Regions from separate parts of the Homo sapiens genome. Here region 2 is linked to region 1. The links are chromatin loops, found by intact Hi-C in ENCODE. Cell type or tissue: HepG2. All regions are shown on one strand. Region 1 has its middle 13 kb from the start of ASRGL1. Region 2 has its middle 8.6 kb from the start of SCGB2A1.

The links. Peaks named below come from ENCODE experiments on the same cell type or tissue, not always from the same donor. Only the 100,000 strongest peaks of a DNase experiment are listed, where the experiment ranks them.
Region 2: it touches region 1 in a loop (11-fold over the local background); 23 of 110 quality-filtered maps call a loop at or near these places.

The regions. Positions count from the first base shown.
Region 1 is chr11:62,322,728-62,326,727 of GRCh38, forward strand. No RefSeq gene overlaps it. Among named protein-coding and RNA genes, the nearest start is that of ASRGL1, 13 kb to the right of the region's middle. RefSeq lists enhancers at 2,456-2,957, 3,778-4,000. In HepG2, a CTCF peak has its summit at 2,371 (motif pointing left); a DNase peak (open chromatin) is centred at 2,324; H3K27me3 peaks cover 285 bases.
Region 2 is chr11:62,215,301-62,219,300 of GRCh38, forward strand. No RefSeq gene overlaps it. Among named protein-coding and RNA genes, the nearest start is that of SCGB2A1, 8.6 kb to the left of the region's middle. In HepG2, a CTCF peak has its summit at 2,055 (motif pointing right); no DNase peak of the experiment used is centred here; H3K27me3 peaks cover 284 bases.

The DNA.
Region 1 (4,000 bases):
CTGCCTCCCAGTTTCTCAGGCCTTCAGCCTCAGACTTCCATTTCACAATATCAACTTGTCTGGTTCTCAGGCCTTTGGGCTTGGACTGAGACACGCTTCAGGCTTCCCTGGTTCTCCAGCTTGCAGCTGGCCTGCCATGGGACTTCTCAGCCTCCATCCTCACATAAGCCAATTCCCCTAACAAATCCCCCTATATATTTATACAAACATATAGTTATATATAATCTCCTATTGGTTCTGTCTCTCTAGAGAACCCCAACTAATACACTGCTCTACACAGCTCTACAGTAATGGAGGTCTAAATGATAATCTAAGTAAAATGTTTGCTAACTACCTGCCATCTCTAATTAGCTACACCATTAGCTAGATCAAATAGCTAATCAACTAGCTAGACCAACATGCAAAGGAGAGAATCCTCCTCTCATTACACATACTTCTGGAAAGGCTAATAAGTGTAGAAGAAAGAAAAGTGTCAATCGCCTAACTCAGGATCAACAAACTTTCTGCAATGGGCCAGGAAGAAAATATGTGAGGCTTTGTAGGCCACCATCGTCTGTTCCAGCTACTCAACCCTGCCACTCTAGGGTGAAAGCAGCCAGAGACAATATGTAACAAACAAATGAGTGTCAACTAATGAGAAATAAGGGCTGGACATGGTGGCTCATGCCTGTAATCCCAACAATTTGGGAGGCTGAGGCTGGTGGATCATGAGGTCAGGAGATCGAGACCATCCTGGCCAACATGGTGAAACCCTGTCTCTACTAAAATACAAAAAATTAGCTGGGCATGGTGGTGCACGCCTGTAGTCCCAGCTACTCAAGAGGCTAAGGCAGGGAAATCACTTGAACCCAGGAGGCAGAGATTGCAGTGAGCCTAGATCATGCCACTGCACTCCAGCCTGAGGACAAAGCGAGACTCCGTCTCCCCCGACCAAAAAAAAAAAAAAAACCCTGCAGGGCAGCAAACAAGAGAGGAATTGCAATGCGGGAGACACAAATCTAGCAAGCAGCTAAATCATGTTCCCTCCAAGTGAGGTTGAGCAGGAGTTTTAGAGGTTTACTGTAAATTTACACAAGTGGGACAACTTAGCATGGTCTATGATTAATGGTGATTGATTGACAGCTTAGAATGTCTCTAGCTGATGATCAGCTTATGTTGGCACAGCTCTCTCCCCAGGAGATTTGTGATCAGGCCCAATATAAATAGGTTAAACTAAATGTACCTGCTTCTTCAGGATGTTTACAGTTTGGCCCAGTTCCACAGGTGACATTCTGTCTGGGTGTGTATAGGCCTGGGTCCAACTCTTCCTACCCACCCACCAACTTTTTAGATGCCTCTGACATAGCCATTTCCATCCTGGATTTCCTTTCATATAAATATGTTTGTTTCCCAAGAAGACTTTATTTCTGAACCCTGAAATTTGATTTCACATAATTTCCATGTGTCAGAAAGTACTGTTCTTCTTTTGATTTTTTTAACCATTTAAAAATATAAAATCCAGGGCCGGGCGCGGTGGCTCACGCCTGTAATCCCAGCACTTTGGGAGGCCGAGGCGGGTGGATCACAAGGTCAGGAGTTCGAGACCAGCCTGGCCAACCTGGTGAAACCCTGTCTTTACTAAAAATACAAAAAATATCTGGGCGTGGTGGCGGGCGCCTGTAATCCCAGCTACTCGGGAGGCTGAGGCAGGAGAATCACTTGAACCCAGGAGGCGAAGGTTGCAGTGAGCCGAGATCACGCCATTGCACTCCAGCCTGAGCGACAAGAGTGAAACTCCGTCAAAAAAACAAAAAACAAAACAAACAAACAAAAACGTGCAGAGGGCAGAGCAGAGGATGCATGCACGTGGAAAATGAGAATAACTCTCTTACCTACCTTCAGCAGTGCTCTAACAATTGCAGCAGATTATACCCCAGAGGTCGCAGGAGGAAAAGACTTAACCCTGAAGGCAGGCCAGCCGCTGGGAGAGCCAAGAAGAGGCAAAGCTTTACGTGCCCTCTAGCCCGCTGCCCACTTCCAGAGCCAGGTAAGTCAGTTCTCCTTCTGAGAAGGTGAGGACTGCCTCCTATGGCTAGATGAAGAGTGATTTCTATAAACAGCCCTGGCTCCGGGCAATGTGGGTACCGTCATGACCATCACAAATATGTTTACATTTGCTAAGATCGCAAACAATCTAAACAACCACCGATAGCGCTGAGACAGAATGGTGTCCAAGATATACTACTGAGTGAGAAGAGGAAATTACAGGTCACCCAGGACATTACGCAAGGCGCACACTATTTGTATCAAAGAAGGGTGGCCACAGACGGAGGAGGCTCCCACCACAGGCCAACTTCATCATTGCAAAGCCTCCGCCAGCCGATCCCTGGGGAAACAGCGCCTCCTTGGGGCCAGAGCGCTGTATCTGCACCCCACACCTCCGCATTGGAGGTGTCAGGATGGCTGAGGCCGCCTTGGAGGGTGGCTGCTTCATCTCACCGACCCCTGGTGAAGACGCTAAGAAATGATGGTGCTCTAAAAGAAGTCTCTTTGGCTGTTTCGTTTATCCCATCAGAAAAGAACAGAGATTCAAATCTTGCTATCACCATATTGCCTTTTCATCATCAGGGTTAGCCACAGCACAAGCTATTGAGAAGCTGCTTGGCAAAACTCCTGTGCCCAAGAGGATTGTGTCTTATGGGCTTCAGACACAATCTCTGCCAAGGAGAACCTGCAGTCTAGGATGAGGAAACAGTTATAGAGAGTAGATAGATAAAAAGATATAAGTATTTACAAATCCATAGTATAGGGTTGGTAATAAATTACTAGAACAAACAGGAACTGATTTATTACTTACATCTTAGTTCTTTCCAAAAAAAATTGTGAGTTACAATATGAAACTGCAGAGGATGTCAAATCATTTAGGGACAGGGAGAGCACGAGGCTTGGAGAAGGAAGGACAGAATTCCATCCCTGGCCCTCTCACTTCACACTTGGTATGACTCTTCACTGCCCTTTGACCTGGAGTTTTGGGGGCACCAAACTCTAGGTGAAAACCTCTCTATACAATCAACTCAAACTGAGGGAAGAGAGAGACCCTCTCATATTGTTTTATACTGTTTTATACTCAGTACCTGTTTTAAGAAAAAATGACAAGGAAGTAAAACCAAAGACAGGCAGCCCGGCGCCAGGCCCAAAACCAGTCCTGGGCCTGCCTGGCCTAAACCCAGTAGTTAAAAATCAACTCACAACTTAGAAACTGATGTTATTCATAGATTCCAGACATTGTATAGAAGAACACTGTGACACTCCCTGCCCTGTTCTCTTTCTCTCTGACCACCGGTGCATGCAGCCCCTGTCATGTACCACCTGCTTGCTCAAATCAATCACGACCCTTTCATGTGAAATCTTTAGTGTTGTGAGCCCTTAAAAGGGACAGAAATTGTGCATCGGGGAGCTCAGATTTTAAGGCAGTAGCTTGCCGATGCTCCCAGCTGAATAAAGCCCTTCCTTCTACTACTCGGTATCTAAGAGGTTTTGTCTGCGGCTCGTCCTGCTACAAAACCTCTTGGTATGATACTCAAGACTAATATTAAAACTGATATTAATCATCCTCCAGGAACTAAGTGGGGTAAGTCAGGAAGTCAGATGTTTATGAAATTATCTCTAAAACAAAAATGACTAGTAAAAGGTTTGAGAACTAGGTGATGAGATAATCTGTACAACAAACCCCTATGACACAAGTTTACTTGTGTGACAAACCTGCAGTTGTACCCCTGAACTTAAAATAAAAGTTAAAAACAAAAAAGGTACATTAGAACTAGCCCTTTAAAATCTGAACATGATTTTTTAAATATATTAAGTACTTTGAGAATTTTACTTAGAAGGTTCTTTGTGGGGAAAAGAGAGATGAGACTGTTACTGTGTCTATGGAGAAAGAAGTAGACATAAGAGACTCCATTTTGTTCTGTACTAAGAAAAATTCTTCTGCCTTGAGATGCTGTTAATCTGTAACCCTACC
Region 2 (4,000 bases), 110 kb before region 1:
AGTTCTCATGCCTAAAGACTCCAGCACATGGGATCCCCTAGACCATCTTCCCCTGCTGAATGCTCTTAACCCTTCCCCTCAGACAGCCCTTCTGTCCCAGATCCTGCCCCAGATCCCTCCCTTGCTCACATTATTCCTCCTCCTTACAATCCAGATTCCTGGGAATCATCATCCCATGAGCCTATTTCTTCTCAGCCCATGTAGCCTATTTCTTCTCAGCCCATGTATCCTTCCCTAAAAAGACTCCAGCATTAGAAAAAACAATATAAAAAGGATATTCAAAATTTCCCATTTCCCTCCACACCTAAGGAGTCAGCCCCAACTCTCTTCCCCTTAAAAGAGGTGCCACAAGGAGATGGAACTACTGACTTTGTAAATACTCCCTTAACCAGTTTGGAGGTCTAAAGTTTGAAGAAGAAACTTAAGCCATTGTTATATGACACTTACAGAGTGACAGATCAGGTTGATCAGTTTTTGAGACCTCGGTTACACACTTGGGTCGAGTTAATGTCCATCCTAGACATCCTCTTTTCAGGGAAGGAAAAAAACATGATCCCTAGGGCTGCTATGGCAATTTAAAAATGTAAATATCCTCCCGGTCAAACATTCCTAATGCAGATCGAAAGTTTTCCACCCAAGACCCCCGGGGTAGGGAAAAGAAAGAGATCAGACTGTTACTGTGTCTATGCAGAAAGGGAAGACATAAGAAACTCCATTTTGACCTGTACCCTGAACAATTGCTTTGCCCTGAGATGCTGTTAATCTGTAATTTTCCCCAACCTTGAGCTCACAAAAACATGTGTTGTATGGAATCAAGGTTTAAGGGATCTAGGGCTGTGCAGGATGTGCCTTGTTAACAAAATGTTTACAGGCAGTATGGTTGGTAGAAGTCATCACCATTCTCCAGTCTTGATAAACCAGGGGCACAATGCACTGTGGAAAGCCACAGGGACCTCTGTCCTGGAAAGCCAGGTATATCCAAGGTTTCTCCCCATGTGATAGTCTGAAATATGGCCTCGTGGGATGGCAAAGACCTGACTGTCCCCCAGCCCGACACCCGGGAAGGGTCTGTTCTGAGGAGGATTAGTAAAAGAGGAAAGCCTTTGCAGTTGAGATAGAGAAAGGCCACTGTCTCCTGCCCCTGGAACTGAATGTCTCAGTATAAAACCCGATTGTACATTTGTTCAATTCTGAGATAGGAGAAAAAGGGAAAAACTGCCCTGTGGCGGGAGGTGAGACATGTTGGCAGCAATGCTGCTTTATTATTCTTTACTCCACTGAGATGTTCGGGTGGAGAGAAACATAAATCTGGCCTACGTGCACATCCAGGCATAGTACCTTCCCTTGAACTTACTTGTAACACAGATTCCTTGCTCATATGTTTTCTTGCTGACCTTCTCCCCACTATCACCCTGCTCTCCTACCACATTCCTCTTGCTGAGATAGTGAAAATGGTAATCAATAAATAATGAGGGAACTCAGAGAACGGTGCTGGTGCAGGTCCTCCGTATGCTGAGTGCCGGTCCCCTGGGCCCACTGTTCTTTCTCTATACTTTGTCTCCGTGTCTTATTTCTTTTCTCAGTCTCTCATCCCACCTACGAGAAATACCCACAGGTGTGGAGGGGTTGGCCCCCTTCAGCCCGGTAAGACAATAATAGCACAGCTCACAGGGAAAATATACAAGACCTAAGAAAAATGATAGTAAAGAAAATTAGAGAATCAGTACCCCAAACCCAAAACCTCTCTAAAACACTTGATATACAACAAGAAAAAGATGAAGGGCCTATGAAATTTCTAGACAGACTAAAGGATCAAATGAGACAATATACAGGCCTAAATTTAAAAGATCCCCTCGGACAGGGAATGTTAAAACTCCACTTTGTCACTAAAAGTTGCCCAGATATTTCAGAAAGTTACAAAAATTAGAAAATTGGGAGAACCGACCTCTAAATGAACTTCTCAGAAAAGCTCAAAAAGTGTATGTGAGAAGAGACAAAGAAAAATAAAAACAAAAGACAAAACGTATGGCATCCACTTTCCAACAGGTGGCTCCAAACCCACATACTTCTAAAGAAAGCTTCCACGGGGCCAAAAACTATAAAAGGTTCAGATCCCCAATTAAAGGACACAAGCCTCCACCTAGAGGACTCAGGCCCTCTTCTACCAGAACCTCAAAAAATATGGGGGGACAAAGTGACAAAATCCCAAAACTGAGAGAAAAAAAAGACAGGATAGGTGCTACAAACGTGAAAGGACAGGCCACTTCAAGAGAGAATGTCCCAAACTAAAAAAAGAGGAAAAAACCCTTCCACTCATGACTTTTGAGGAAGAATAAGGGGGGTCAGGGACTCTGTTTCTTTTACCTCAAGTCCCACCAAGAGCCCTTGATAAATTTAGAGGTGAGACCCAAACATGAGCTTATCACCTTTTCAGTCAATTCAGGGACGACTCGCTCCTCTGTTTGTTTCCCTCCATCCAACATTGCCTGCTCTTCGGAAGAACTTTTAGTCTCTGGGGTAAAAAGAAAAGGATTTAAAACAAAAATCTTAGAAAGTACAAAAGTTAAATACCAAGATTCATTGACTAACATCCAATATTTTTTAATCCCTGAAACAAAAACTAATCTACTAAAAAGAGACTTAATGCTAAAATTAGGTATAGGTCTACAAGTTAGCCTTAAAAGAGTCCTTACTTCATTAAACCTACTCACCACTGCAGATGAAAAATATATTAACCCCTATGTCTGGTCAAGGAAAGAAAACTGAGAGAAACTCAAAATCCCTCCAATCCACATCAAACTAAAGACCCCCAGGAAAGTAGTAAAAAAAAAATACCCCATTACCCTAGAGGATAGAATAGGGTTAAAGCCCATAATTGAAAGTCTTATCAAGGTTGGGCTTCTTGAACCCTGTATGTCCCCTTATAACACTCCAATATTGCCAAGAAATCAGACGGGTCATACCGACTGGTACAAGATCTTAGGGCCATCAATCAAATATTCCAGACTACCCATCCTGTTGTCCCCAACCCATACACCATTCTCAACAAAATTCCATATAGTCATCAGTGGTTTACAATAATAGATTTAAAAGATGCCTTCTGGACATGCCCCTTGGCTGAAGACAGTCGAGACATATTTACTTTCGAGTGAGAGGATCCCCATTCAGAACAAAAACAACAGTATCAGTGGGCAGTTTTGTCTCAAGGGTTTACAGATTCCCCAAACATTTTCGGTCAAATTTTAGAACAAGTGTTGAAAAAAGTGGTTGTCCCAAAGCAAATATGCCTACTCCAGTATGTGGATAATATTCTTCATATCTGGTGAGAATATAGAGAAAATCTCTGGCTTCTTTACACATATTCTTGACCATCTGGAGTTCAAGGGGTTATGGGTTTCAAAGGGAAAGCTTCAGTATGTAGAGGCCAAAGTTAAATATTTAGGCCACTTAATAAGTACAGGTAAACAACGGATAGGGCCTGAACGAGTTAAAGGCATCATGTCCTTATCCTCACCTCAAACTAAACAGGAACTCAGCAATTTTTTAGGGTTAGTTGGATATTGCGGCCTATGGATTGACTCACTAAACAGTAAACTTCTATAACAAAAAATTGTCCAGAAAAAAACCTGATCATCTCCTGTGGACGTCTGAGAAAGTCGATCAGGTTAAAGAGCTAAAAGAAAGGCTCATAACCGCCCCTGCTCTAGCCTTACCTTCCCTAGAAAAACCATTCCATCTTTTTGTTAATGTAAATAATGAAGTAACTTTGGGAGTGCTTACCTAAAAACACAGTGGCTGCCAGCAGCCTGTAGCCTTCCTATCAAAAGTTTTAGACCCAGTTACCTGTAGATGGCCTCAATACATTCAATCTGTTACAACTACAACAATATTAGTTAAAGAAAGTAGAAAATTAACTTTTAGAAAAAAATTGACTGTAAACACACCCCACCAAGTTAAAACAATTTTAAATCAAAAAGCAGGAAGGTGACTCGCTGACTCC